2 separate regions of the Homo sapiens genome follow, and region 2 is linked to region 1. Evidence: chromatin contacts called from ENCODE Hi-C or POLR2A ChIA-PET data. All regions are on one chromosome and are shown on one strand. The core of a region is the stretch at or near the end of the contact, and the rest is flanking DNA. Distances in the headings are between cores, read along the strand shown. Region 1 overlaps DPF3 (double PHD fingers 3). Region 2 overlaps RGS6 (regulator of G protein signaling 6).

Region 1 (6,608 bases), core at 1,250-3,749:
CATAAGGCTCCTGAATGTATGGGCCCTCAGTTCAAGTGGCCTATACTAGCTAGGGTCACTGTTTTCTAATTCCAAACCCCTTGGAGGTAGGATCTGATTGGCCCAGCTTGAATCAGGTGACTACTCCCGAGCCAGCCAATCAACTGTGGCCAGTGGGACAGGGCCATGTGGTACACTCATGGCTGCCATGGCCCAGCAGTGTGGGAATACTGGTAGAGAGGAATGAAGTAGGGTGGGCAGTTCTTGGGGAAGAAGGATTGGCTTCCTTTGGCTGGTCACCTTCAAAGCTTTCTATAACAGAGCCTGGAGACCTAGGTCCTGCTCCTTCTGCTGGCCCTGGGACTGTGGACAGGTGAGAACCTGCTTCATCAAGGGCCAGCTAGGAATCATAACACTGCTTGGTCTAACTCATAGGGTTATTGTAGGAATTAACTGAGTTACTATATGCAAAAGAGCTTTGCACGCTATGTGCTAAGTGTTAGGGGGTCATAATAAAGTATAGAATGCCATTTTTGCCCTCAAGGACCTTCGAATCAAACTGGGAAGAAGATGCTAATACCCATGATACCATTAGAAACAGCAGGCACCTGACTGTGCACTAACCAAAGGCAACAGGAGTTCAGAGGAGAGAGATCAGCCTAGGCAAGGAGGGGGGAAATGATGTGTTGAGTGCTTCCTGTGGACTTAGTGCTGTCCCCTGTGGTTTCACACACTCTCAGCTCAAACTCTCTCAACAGCTCTGCTATATAGGTGTTGGTGTGCTCATTTTACAGTTGAGAAAACTAAAAGTTAGAGAAGTAACTTGCCCAAGACACATAGCTGGTGTTTCAACCTGTGTCTATCTGACTTTAAGCGGATGCTCTTTTCACTCCTTAGTGTGGCAAGAGGAAGATTCTTGGAGGAGTGGAGGTTAGCAAGGGCAAAGCCTGGATCAGATGTGCATGGGCAGAGGAGAGCACAATCATGGGGTGAACCCGAGGGGATCAGCACTAGGTTGCCACTGGCTGTGTAAGTGGGTTGTAGATGGCAATGAATGAATGAACGTGTGAATGCGTGAACCTATGACCATGGGCTCCTGTCTTTCATCCCTTTGTCTAATGGTCTGAAAGTCCCTTGGGATGGACTAGGGGGGCAGTGTGGAGGTAGATCCCCCGTTAGGGTGGACTAGGGGGGCAATGTGGAGGTAGATCCCCCTTAGTGGGTTCTTTGAACAGCTCAGGGGTCAGTCGATGAGCTCCTGGATTAGGGTGTGCAATGGAAAGGAAATGCAAAGCCTAGATGGCCTTTGGAGGAAGAAGCAATAACATTTGGATACAGAGAATGAAGGAGAAGAACCAGAGATGACTGACTCGCTGCCTGCCTGATTGATTCATCCATTTGGCGAATGTTTATTAAGTGCTTCTTATGTGGCTGGCCCTGTGCCAGGTTCTGAGACTAGTGGGGGCCAAAATAAACATGGTCTCCACCATGTTTGTCTCTCCATGTAGGGGAGACAAAATCAACTTGTAAACCAACACAGGTATAATCTAATGCCAGACAGCGCTCAGTGCCATGATGAAATGGGAGGGGAAAGAAAACAATGGAGAGGGTGTGAGTGGATGTAAGTTGGTCAGGGAGGGCTTCTCTGAGGAGGTGACATTTGAGAAGGCCAAGTAGGATTCTGAGTTTCCAAACCTGAGATCTTCTAAGAGACCCTAAGAGTGCTGCTGCCTCAGGAAGAGTCCCTTGCATGTCCCCTGAAGTGCCCTATAGACACGATCCCCATTTTGCAATTGAGGAAACTGAGGCAAAGCGAGTGTGGCACAGAGTCACTCTGCTGGTCAGCCCTGCTGTAGGAGATGAAAACCTGGCTCCCACAGCACCCTCCCTTTCCTGCTGGCAGCTCCCCCAGAAGCCCTCGTACATCCAGTTCTGCTCGACTCCTCCCCTTCCCCATGGAGGTATTTTTAGTCTCCCAGAGCCCCTTCCCCAGTCTGCTGTTGCCTCGTCATTCTGCTTGACTTGCTTTCACCTGCTCAGAGGCGGCTGTGACAGGGCTGCAGGCTACATGTCAAGCTGTCCCTGGCTTCACAGAGGGGTGTGGAGGGGGAGGGCAGCTGAGGGTGACCACCCTCGGCAGTGCGGGCAGGCAGGAGGCCTGTCAGTGCCCGGGGTGACTGCCAGCACCTACAGATCCTTCTTGGGGTCAACTCTGAGTAATGAGGGCGAGGGGAGGAGGGCTGCTGGCTGTCAGCGCTGCAGGGGTGGGGTGGGGAGGGAGACTGGTGGGAGGGAGGGAGGAAGTGGAATTTGTTTTGGAGAGAGACAAGCTGAGGAGGTGGCAGAGGTGGTAGCTTGGCAGGTGGTGTTGATTGGGAAGTGGGTGTGTTTTCTGAGTGGGTGTGTTGCAGGCCTAGGGTACAGGCCTTTCCACTGTGAAGTCCCCGGTGAGTGTGTACATGGAGTGTGTGTGTGCACAGAGTGTGAGTGTGTGTGTGAGAGTATCCAAGGCCTTTCCACCATCAAGTCCCCATGGCCACTTTTCCAAGCCAGGCCCCAGGGGCTGCCCCATTTCCCCTGCACCCCAGGCTGCTGCCAGGTCTTATTCCTCACCTGCTGCCCCTTCCTCTCTGTCCCCAAAGACCCCGACAGGCCCTTTCCTTGGTTGGGAGTTGACTGCTACTCATTACCAAAGAATGACCTGGAGAGGCGAGGGTGCTATACACGTGACCAGTGTGGGACTTACAAAGGTTTAAAAATAAACCTCGCTGTGTTCTTGTCACCACCGCCCTGGGGCTGCAGAGCTGCCAGCAACCTCTCTGACTGGGCTCTTTGATTCTTGAAGGTAGAGCTCATTCCACCGCCACCCTGGGAGATTCACACAGGGTGGTGGTATCAGAAGTCCAGCCCAGGAGACCATGGGGGTCAAGGTCTTCGTCACTGGCTGAAGGCCCAAGGCAGACCACACAGGGAGGCCTTAGCCAAAGCCCACCCCTACTGAGTAGGCCAAGCATGGGCTGGTGGCGGGAGCTCCCCTGTAGCTACACTCGTGCACTGGGCCTGGATGTCAGGACTGTCTGGCTCTTGCGACACTGCGGGGATGGACACAGAAGCCTAGCCTTGCCCCCGTCAGGCCTTGCTCCTGATACGTGCATCAGCTGGTCTGCTGAGGGGCCTGGGGTTGTCAACCTCAGCTGTGTCAGTGAAGCTAGGAGGCTAAGGAGCAGGAGGAAGCGGCCTCAGTGGCACGGTAGTGTGTGGGAATTTGGTAGAGGAGGGCTTTTCAGTACAGCTGCCCTGAGTAGCCGAACGACCTTGGGCAAGCTACTTAACCTCTCTATGGCTTCAGTCCTTTGGTTTGTAAAATGGGGACCCTAGTAGAAACCACCTCTTGGAGTTGTGAACATTTAATGAGGTGATACAGGTGAGCAACTGAGTGATTTGGGGGCATGTCTCCTGACCTCTCTGGGCCTCAGTTTCCTCCCCTGTAAGATGGGACTGGTGTTGGCACAAAAGTTGGGATGAAGACGGTGTAAGGAGCTCGCAGAGCGCATGCTCCGGAGCTGTAGTGATGACCATGGTAACAAGCATCCTGTACCCCAATGTCTCCCCAGGCTCGCGGCTCTGCAGGGGGCAGGAGGAGGCACGACGCCGCCTCTCAGGAAGACCACGACAAACCTTACGTCTGTGACAGTAAGTATGGGCCGGTCCCACCTTCCTTCCTCCCTGTGCGCCTGCCCCCAGGGCCCCTCTTCCCTGTGCTTCCTTGGCCATCCGCCTGCCAACCTCAGTGTGTGCTCTCCTCTTCCTCTGTCTGCACCCCAGCTTACTCGCCTGCCGCCTCCACCGCAGTCACCACTTCCTTGGGCCTCTGCTGCCCCAGGGGGTTTCTGCAGAGGGGAAGCCAGCTGGGGTGGCCCCCACCCTCAGTTCTGCACCCCCACCTCCTGCCATGCCTCCTGTGTGGCTCTCCTCCGGCTCTCTCTCTCACGCGCTCTGTCTCCTTTAAGATTCATCCTCTATTTCTTTCTGTATTTCAGAGAGTTACAAACAAAAGCATAACTCAAAACCCTCCGACAAAGGTACTTGGCTCGCCATGGCTTTTCATTTGTTTCCCTTTAATTTCCTTTCCCTCTTCCTCTCCTGTCCTAGGTAGGGCAAGTTATGAATCTTTCTATGACGATGACTTACTTTAATAAATGGCCCTCAATCTATCTCCAGCCTTTCTTGCTTGCTTCAGAAACATCTTTTGGACAAGCGACTGCCTGGCTGGCTCCTGAGTTTAGGGCGTGCAGACAGAGCTAGGGAGCCCACGGGAGGGGAGTCGCAGGGAGCCAGGGCAGTGGGTGGACCTCGGGAAACCTGCAGCTTGATGAGGGAGGTGGTCAGCTCCAGACAGCAGAGCACTGGGAGGCAGATTGAAAACCTGTGCCCTAGTCATCTTCTCACTGTACCGGGTACCATTTGCTCATTCTATGGGAGGGCAGCCCTCACCACCACACTCCTAATGATCTTCACTTGCCGTCTTCTCCTCTCTGAGGATGCAGAGCTTCGCCATAGGAGGGAAGAGGCTGCAGCGAGGATGGCAGTGAAACAGTCGAGGCTGGACCCTGGCACGGGTCTCCCTCTGGGTGTCCCACCCATCTCGCCAGGGTCTGCAGTCTCCCTGAAGGCAGGGAGAGAGCTGGCAAGGCGGGGTAGGGGTGGGGCCCAGGGAGCACCCTGGGGGTGGTGTCTTTTGTCTCCCCCTTCACTGGCCTCTTTTGATTTCAAAAAGTTGTTCTGTGTCCAATGGGGTGACAGCTGGTTGGAGAACATTTTGCTAGAAGAACTCAAACTCCATGACTCCCATTTGGCTGCTTAATACTCCATGCAGATGCCATTCCTGAGATGACTCCTGCAGGTAACGTCTCCACCCCAAAGCAGTTCTAGTCCAGGATGAGGAAGGAGCAGGGCATGGGGTCTGATGCCTTTTGGCAGCACCAGGAGGTGCCTGCCTTGGCCTGGGTCTTGCTTCCTACATGGCGTTCAGTTTCACTCTGATACATAGAAGCCCCAGCATGCTGACCCTTGAGAGACTGGCTGTAAGCCATGGGCTGGGAAGGGCCCTCAGACCGTCTTGGGCTTTCTAGCTGTGTTTGGCTTGACCAGCACATCTATCAAGAATGCCAACAACTGCTTTGGAACTGGGGCATTGCTACTATATTCTTCGTTTATTCATTTTTATTTATTTAATTTTTTAAGAGACGCTCTTGCGTTGTCACCCAGGCTGGAGTACAGTGGTGCAATCATAGGATTATAGCTCACTACAGCCTTGACCTCCTGGACTCAAGCCATCCTCCTGCCTCAGCATACGCAGTAGCTAGGACTACAGGCCCATGCCACTATGCTTGGCTAAGTTTTTAAAATTTTCTGTAGAGATGGGGTCTTGCCCAGGCTGGTCTTGAACTCCTGGTTTCAAGTGATCCTCCTGCCTCAGCCTCCCAAAGTGCTGGGATTACAGGTGTGAGCCACTGCACCCAGCCATTTGTTCCTCTTTTAAAATGCTTTATCTTCGTATGTAATTGTCTGCTACTATAGACCGTGGGATCCCTTTTTGCTCTATCTCTGCAGCTTTCATTGGATTCCCAGCCCATCATAATCCCATGGACTCCCAGACACACACACCTGTGTGCCCTTTTCTCTGACTTCATCCCCTCCCAGTTCCTCTCCTCCCACCTTTGCCTCTGACTTCTGCCTCCTTGTGGATCATCTCCATGAAGTGCTGTTTGTGGGCATCCCTCTCTTACTGGGCACCCCTCTTTCTGCAAAGTGCTTGCATCACACACTGTCTCCTGAGTCCCCATGGCTTTGTTTCGGGACTCTCAGTGACGTTTGCTTCTCTCGATGCCCTCCCCGCAGGCTCTCTCCCACCTTCTGTGTGCCCTGTAGTGCCTGGGAGGCCTGACGGCAGGCTTTCTGGAAGTCTCAGCGGCTGCTTTCTTGGCTCTGTCCGCATGCGTGCTGCCTCCTCTCCCTCTCTCGGTGGAGCAGGGGCCACCGTCGATTGCCCTTCTCTGTTCTGGCTCTCTTTGGAAATTGTGTGGCAGCTCGGTGATTAATAGACTTTATTTTTATCTGGTGCCCTTCAGACATGTGATCCTTTGGGATAGAAATGACCTTTGGAGAGGTCACAAGGCCCACCCCCACCACCCCCAAACTGGGCAAGGAGTGCTTTTAATAATCTCTAATGCATCCTAAGTAGAGAGGTGTCTGGCCACCTCCTCGAGCGTCCCTAGGGATGGTGTTACCATAAGCTGCCCTTTCTTCCATGATGCCAGCTGTGCTTCGAATGAGTGTTTTTCCTTAATAGGAGCTGAAGATTTTCTCTCCTACAGGTCCCCTTGTCGTTTGCGCATCTTTCCCCTACGAATAGGCACATTAGGGCTTTGTCCGTCTGGGAGACCTTCTGAACATCCCATATATTCTTGGTTGACTTAGGGCCCCACCCCATAGTCTCTATGGCACCCTGCTTGGAATTCCCTTCCAGGTCTACACTTAAGCATGGCACTCCTAAGAAGTAGCATCAAGTCCAGGTGGCTCAAAGAGCAGCGGACATATCTCCTTACTTATGCCCTGTCCACCCTCTC
Region 2 (6,614 bases), core at 2,290-4,789, 190 kb after region 1:
CCATCTATACTTGAAGGGAGCTATGAACATCTTTGGAAACAAGGTCCCAACCTGGTAAAGCGTTGAGGGCTGATGGGCCCTTAGGAAGTCATAAGTCTGTATCCTTGAGTCTCACCTTTCAAGAGACTTGAATATGTTTGACCAAAGGTCCTCAGACCTTAGGCATGGTTAGCTGAAGCCTAGGGAAAATGAGCTTTTCTTCAGCACGGTTCTTGCAGGACAGCACAGTGGTGAGGACTTGAAGTGGATCACAAATCAGTATCTGCTTAACAAACATAGAAGAGGCAACAGAAAAGATACCGCAACAATATGGACATCCACATAAGTGAAAGATAGGAAGCTGTTGCTCCTTCTGGATGTATCTTTGGATGAACAACCTGGGATCATGTGGATCTAAAATGGGAAGTGCCCCCTTTGGATTTCCTTAGCCTCCTAAGTAGGACATGGGAGCCCTGTGTTTCCACATAAGGCATCATTCCAGGTCATAAGAGGATGTGAGAGTAAATGATCCTTTGCCTTTACTCTGCAAAGCATCTATAAAAACAGATTTAATTTAACTGGCCAAAGGGCACAGTATTTTCATGCTGTTCAATCCCTACTCTTAGAAAAGTGTAGCTTCAAAGACAGCTTTGCATATTGTCTTTCACCTACCCAAATACCAGGGATGTTAACTTAGAAAAGTGTTTTCCTGGCCAGGCGCAGTGGCTCATGCCTGTAATCCCAGCACTCTGGGAGGCCAAGGCGGGCAGATCATGAGGTCAGGAGATCGAGACCATCCTGGCTAATATGGTGAAACCCCGACTCTACTAAAAAAAAACAAAAAATTAGCTGGGCGTGGTGGCAGGTACCTGTAGTCCCAGCTACTCAGGAGGCTGAGGCAAGAGAATGGCGTGAACCCAGGAGGCAGAGCTTGCAGTGAGCCGAGATTGTGCCACCACACACCAGCCTGGGTGACAGAGCAAGATTCCTTCTCAAAAAAAAAAAAAAGAAGAAAAGTATTTTCATTTCCTCCTCAAGGAGGTCATGGGGTTTGGTATAAGGAATCTATGCTTAGATGTAGCAACCAAGAAATTTTGGAATTGAACTCTTTGACGTCTTCTCTCAGTAGCTGTCAGGAACTACTAGTCTGTGTGGTAATAAACAGAACTGGATCACAAATGACTGATTTATTCTCTGCAAAATGCATCCCTCCCTCTGCTGTTCATCTCCCAAAAATAAAACCACCTACAGGATAAAATGAGCAACCCCCAGAGCAAGCAGTGTCACAGAATTCCTTATTAAAATATGTCTGGCATGAGAGTCTACCAGGAAATGCCTTCCAATAGAGGATTAATACCAGGAAACTTGGTGTGGTCTTGTGATACTGGCACGCAATGCCGCCACCTCCACCACTGGAGCAAAGATGAACAGCTGGGAAGACTTCTACTTCTGAATAATCTGGGCAAACCTAAAATCATACTCTACTGGGCTTTGGCTTTTAAACAAAGCAAATGGTAGAAACCTTGCATTCCTTAATCAAGTTGCATTTAAACATCTACACTTAGGTAATAATATAAACGTTTTGCTAGAGGCTTCTTGTCTGCTCATGGCGGATGTGGACTTGACGGTATCTTTCTCAGCTCTTTTATCACGCAGACCTCATTCTGGCCTTGAGCATGCTCTTTGATCCTTTTGTGAGTTCATCAAGGCCAAGCAGAGCTGTGGTAAGTCAGACCCAGGGCCGCTTAAGGAAAGGAACCTCCCTACGCATTTGTATATTCACAGCGCCTAGAACATCTGACACTTAGTGGGTATTCCAAGTTTTGCTGAATCGGCACATTGTAGGAATTTAATTTAACCTGCTTTTCTTGACTATCTACTAGGTGTACTCCCCAAGGTTGTCTCTCCAAAGTTGAAAGCTAAGGGACAAATTGTCCCCCGCTTCTTTGATAGGCACAGCTGAAAATGTTATAATTCTGGAATGAATTATCAGCATTTAGCTGACATTCAGCATTCAGCATTACCTTTGTGATGCAGGAACTTATAAAAGGTAAAGAAGACCAAATTTCTGCTCCCATGAAATAACTTTCAAATCCAGAGGTCTGGAAGGCCCAGACACTCCAGGTACAGGGCAGGGTGGGGCATCTTAGCAGGTACCACAGGTCAGGAAAGCAGTGGGGCTGGGACGAGTAGGAAGGTGAGGTGGGAAACTGCAAGGATCAAAGCCAATGGGGCTGGACTGGCTTGTCCTATTCCACTATCAGTCCACTTAAAGGACAGATTTCCAATCCAATCCTATCTCAATGAAGTGCTTTCTTAGGTCTGGTTTGTTTTGTTTGAAAATGATGTGCTTTTAGATAAGCTCTGCCTGATGGCAAAAAAAAAGCCATCTGGGCCTCCTATTTCTCATGTTATTTCCCTCTGCACAGAATATTATGCCGCACGGGTCAAGGTTTCCCAACTTGAATGGGAGAATGGATGTTCATGACATGGGTGTATGGGCAGATGGACAAATGATTGAATGGATCCAGGGAGATAGTCCTTGGAACATCCTTGGTACTCTGAGATTTAAAATGGAAGCCAGGCAGCCACTGTGCTGGCATTTGATTTCTATCTCATCTAGAGCCTGTGAAGGCTTTGGAAAGAGACAAATGCCCTACAAGGAAGCTGAAGGTTCTCAATACTTCCTGTGGTTTAATTCTCTCCACCAACAACTGCCAGCAGAGCTTTATATGACATGCCCCAGGGTTCAGAACTCTCTCTTGGCTCCAGCCTACTATGCCCATCACCATGGGATTCACCATCTTCCAGGTAAAAGCCTGCAATGCTTTGCTACTGTCTTCAGGATGAGAAGCTCAAATTCCTTAGGATGCATTCCAGGACCTGAAAATTCAGTTCTTACATCCTTTTCTGGCATTTTTTCCCATCTAAGGGCAGATATTTTGAGAGAATTTCTTTTGGATCCAGCTTAGAATTACGAAACCCCAGAGAGTACTAAAGTCATTAATTTTTGTGAGTTCACACTTACAAATATATAGCACTTTTTACTTTTTCAAAGATTTTTCAGGGCTATTAGCTCATCTGATTTCTCTGAAATCCTTAGCGGGCTGTAAAGAAGACATCACCCCCATCACCCAGATGAGGAAACTAAGGCACAAAAGGTCAAGGCCCTTGCCTCAGACCACATAGCAAGCAGGTGACAATGCAGGTCCTTTAAGGCCACATGGTTGGGAACAGAGAATTAAATCCATAGCATAAAGAACTGAGTCCTTAAAAAAAAATAATCATGGCCTATATATTTTTCTCCCCTCACAAGGCTAAATCTATGAAATTGGAACAACACAGCAAACAGCTGAGGACTATGGTCACAGCCCACAGACCTTTATGGAAGATTTGGTCTTGGCCCAAAATTTTCAAAAAAGCTAAACGGATCAGCAAAACACAAGTACAAATGCTGGGCCCACGATAACAGGGTGTCTTGTGAAATATTTCCACAGGAAGCAAATACAGGCAATTAACTTGGCTCTAACAATGCGTGTGGTCAAATAAGAAACAAAACCCATTGGAGAGAGGCTGCACCCCACCCCCAGTCCCTGCTTCCAGTGAATCCATAAATCTGGCTGTACTTTCTCTCAGGCTACTGAGCACTAATATTAAAGCATATGACCACTGCAGGGGGTTTATGAGAACCATCATGACCAGCTGAGGAAGCCACCCAGAGCCCCTGAGCCCCATGGGCTGAGGTGTTAACATCCCCATTTAACAGAGAGGCAAACCGAGAAGAGAAAGTTTAAAGAACTTAAATGGATAATTCTAGAAGGAACTCCCAGACTCTTGGCCTTTCTCTAGGGACTAGAACTTCTCCAGGTCTCAGTGCGACCACCAAGCCCTCAGCACTAACAATCCAGGGACAGTGTGGTCTGAGCAGAATCTTGGCCAGCAAGCGAGGACATCTGAGTGCAAGTCCTGGCTGGTCATGGGCTGCTGAGGATTTTAACCTCCTTTTTATACCTGGGAACTTCTGAACTGCACCTACTTTGCTGGGGCAGGCAGCCAGTGCTGTCCAGGAAGGTAAGGCAGTGTGAGTCTCTTGGCACCTGCTGACCTCTGCTCCGCAACACTCAATCCTCATGTAGAAACATTCACAATTCAGATTGCTGTGTTGCCATGGCTGCGTCAAAACCAAGTCTCCTCTAACTTACTCTCCCCCAAAAACTGAAGATCCTTTATGCCCAATCCTCTATCCTGTAGCTTTCTGGATTTCTTGAAGCATTTCAATAATTTTCATGACCATGTGCTAGATTTTATTTAGCACAGGGTCACAAACTACAGTCTGTGATTCAAATCTACAGATACAGACCTGTGATCTAGATCTTTACATCCCATGAGCGAAGAACAGTTTTTATGTTTTTAAGTGGCTGAAAAAAACTAAAAGAAGAATTGTATTTTGTGAAAAATTATATGAAATTGGATTTCACTGTTCATAAATAAACACAGCCATAGGTCCTCATTTATGTTGTTTACATTGCTATGTTGTTGCATTGTAGCTGCTTTTGTATGCAGAATCGAATAGTTGTGACATAGACCACATGACTCACAAAGCCTGCAATGTCTACTATCTGGCTCTTTTTAGGAAAAGTATAGTTTTTTAACTGACCCCTGTTTTAGGTAAAAGGCAGGTTACAGGATCACGCTATTTGCAAAATCGCCCTGTTGTGGAATGAATGTTGTGTCTCCCTAAATTTCATATTGTTGAAGCCCTGATCCTCAGTGTGGTGGTACTTGGAGGTGGGTCTTTTGAGAGGTAATTAGGTTCAAATGAGGTCATGAGAGAGGCCCTTATGACGGGATTAGTGTTCTTATAAGAAGAGGAAGAGAGACCAGAGTTATAAGGACACAGCAAGAAGGCGGCCACCTGCAAGCCAGGAAGTGAGCCCTCACCAGCAACCAAATCTGCTGACACCTTAATTTTGGATTTGTCAGTCTCGAGAACTGTGATAAATTTCTGTAGTTTAAGCCACCCAGTGTGTGCTATTTTGTGGTAGCAGCCTGAGCAGACCTTACACGTAGCTACACACATAAATCAAGGAAGAAAATACACCAAAATAGGGGTTATCTCTGGGTGCTAAGGTTATGTGAAATTATTTAAAAATTTTTACCAAATACATTAAACACTACGGCTTAAAAAGAGAATATTAGTGACATTAGAAAAATAAGATGGTAGTATTTACTCTGTCTTATTGTGGGCCAGACATCGTTAGTGGTTGACATGCTTCCTTTCACCTGGTCCCCATTCCACCCCTATGTGTAGGCTCCATTGTATCCCTGTTCTACAGATGAGGAAAGGAAGACTCAGGGAATTTAAGCAACTTGTCCAAGGTCACTCTGCTAGAAAGGAACACTTTGTATATTTATGGTGGAAATACACTTCAGAAGCAATAGGAAATTGGTCTGAAAATAGGGATTGGCTTAGGAAGAGTGTTTTATTTGAATTCATGGGAGACTAATCCTAGCAGATAATGAAGAAGATGGGGATGCTTAAGACATCCTCATGTCTAGTCTAGATTGCTGTAGAAATTAGATAGAATGTATTTAGAAGTACTTGGAAAATGGTAGAGCACTGTAGGTTGGATATTGAGATACTTGTCAATATGTAACCTTCGTTAGGCTGACTTCCCCACTTCTTCCATCAAAACTTTCTTGAAGTAGAGACAACATAAATGTCCAAGAAGAGAGGACTGGTTGACTAAACTATGGTGCCTCCACACAACGGAATACTATGCAACAATTAAAGAACCAGGCGATAATCATACTGTTGCTGTATTTTTAGCATTGTGGTTTAGAGACTGCTCTGTGTAGTATAAAGCAAATGAGTAATTATGCTATCATCCAGTGCCCTTGAAAGTCAGGATTGTCAGCATAGAGAAAAGAGGCACAGGTGTAAGAAACAAGCGGTTAAATAAAATCCCCTGTAGGTCAGAATTTGAATTAAAAGTATCAGTATGAACTCAGGATGTATTTTTATTATAAACAGCAACACATTTCCTAGCTCTGTCGACTGAAAAGGGCTGGAAATGATAAACAATCCAGGAACAATGAAACACTCTAAGTGCCTAGATTTTAGTCTCTAAATACCATTTCTCACTAAGAGGAATCAGGGATCCTTGGAGAAACAGCTTATTCTGGGTAAGGGCAAAGACTGGAATATCTTAGCTTCCCTGCTATTTGGATGATGTCAAAGATCACTCTTAGGGCTGTGTCAGAAAGAGCCAACTGGCCAGAGATGGCCCAATCCAAGCATCAATAAAAGTAATCAGCAAAATGGATTAAAACATAGCATATATGTTTAAACTCATGAGTTTACAAAGATAGTAAAACCAAAATAGACCCTAATGTTTACCATAGGAAGATAATAGCAAACCACTCATTTTGAAAACTGGCAAATGAAGGGAGAGAATCAAATATTTATCCTGCTTTTCTTATGTGAATTGTACTGCTAGTTAATACCATAGTGGTGGAGGGAAGTTTCTCTTTATGAAAGTATTCCAGCTAATAAGTGAAGAAAGAATAAAATTAGTACGTTGTTGTTTTGTAACCTCTAATTAACTAATGGATATAAGCGATAGACATCAATA

The links. Hi-C counts contacts between places; a loop is a spot of excess contacts on that map. ChIA-PET counts read pairs that join two places held with the same protein, here RNA polymerase II (POLR2A). Pooled maps may share reads with other maps.
Region 2: a loop to region 1 is called in a map with no recorded cell type, with 2.5 times the contacts of the local background. The contact joins two enhancer-like sites. A Hi-C loop is called at or near these places in 8 of 168 maps with a recorded cell type or tissue (B cell, GM12878, IMR-90 and 5 more), 22 of 37 single-sample maps with no recorded cell type and 20 of 50 pooled maps. POLR2A ChIA-PET finds 5 or more read pairs at or near these places in 4 of 52 experiments (Caco-2, WTC11, activated B cell and 1 more).

The regions. Positions count from the first base shown.
Region 1 is chr14:72,711,487-72,718,094 of GRCh38, reverse strand. DPF3 (double PHD fingers 3) reads left to right here. Exons shown (of 11, transcript NM_001280542.3): 6 at 3,594-3,672. Among named protein-coding and RNA genes, the nearest start is that of DPF3, 180 kb to the left of the region's middle. Within about 2 kb of position 2,499, at least 11 of the 41 ENCODE cell types and tissues checked have a DNase peak (open chromatin) inside an H3K27ac peak, as active enhancers do.
Region 2 is chr14:72,520,481-72,527,094 of GRCh38, reverse strand. The region is part of intron 15 of RGS6 (regulator of G protein signaling 6); the gene reads right to left. Among named protein-coding and RNA genes, the nearest start is that of MIR7843, 7.0 kb to the right of the region's middle. Within about 2 kb of position 3,539, at least 2 of the 41 ENCODE cell types and tissues checked have a DNase peak (open chromatin) inside an H3K27ac peak, as active enhancers do.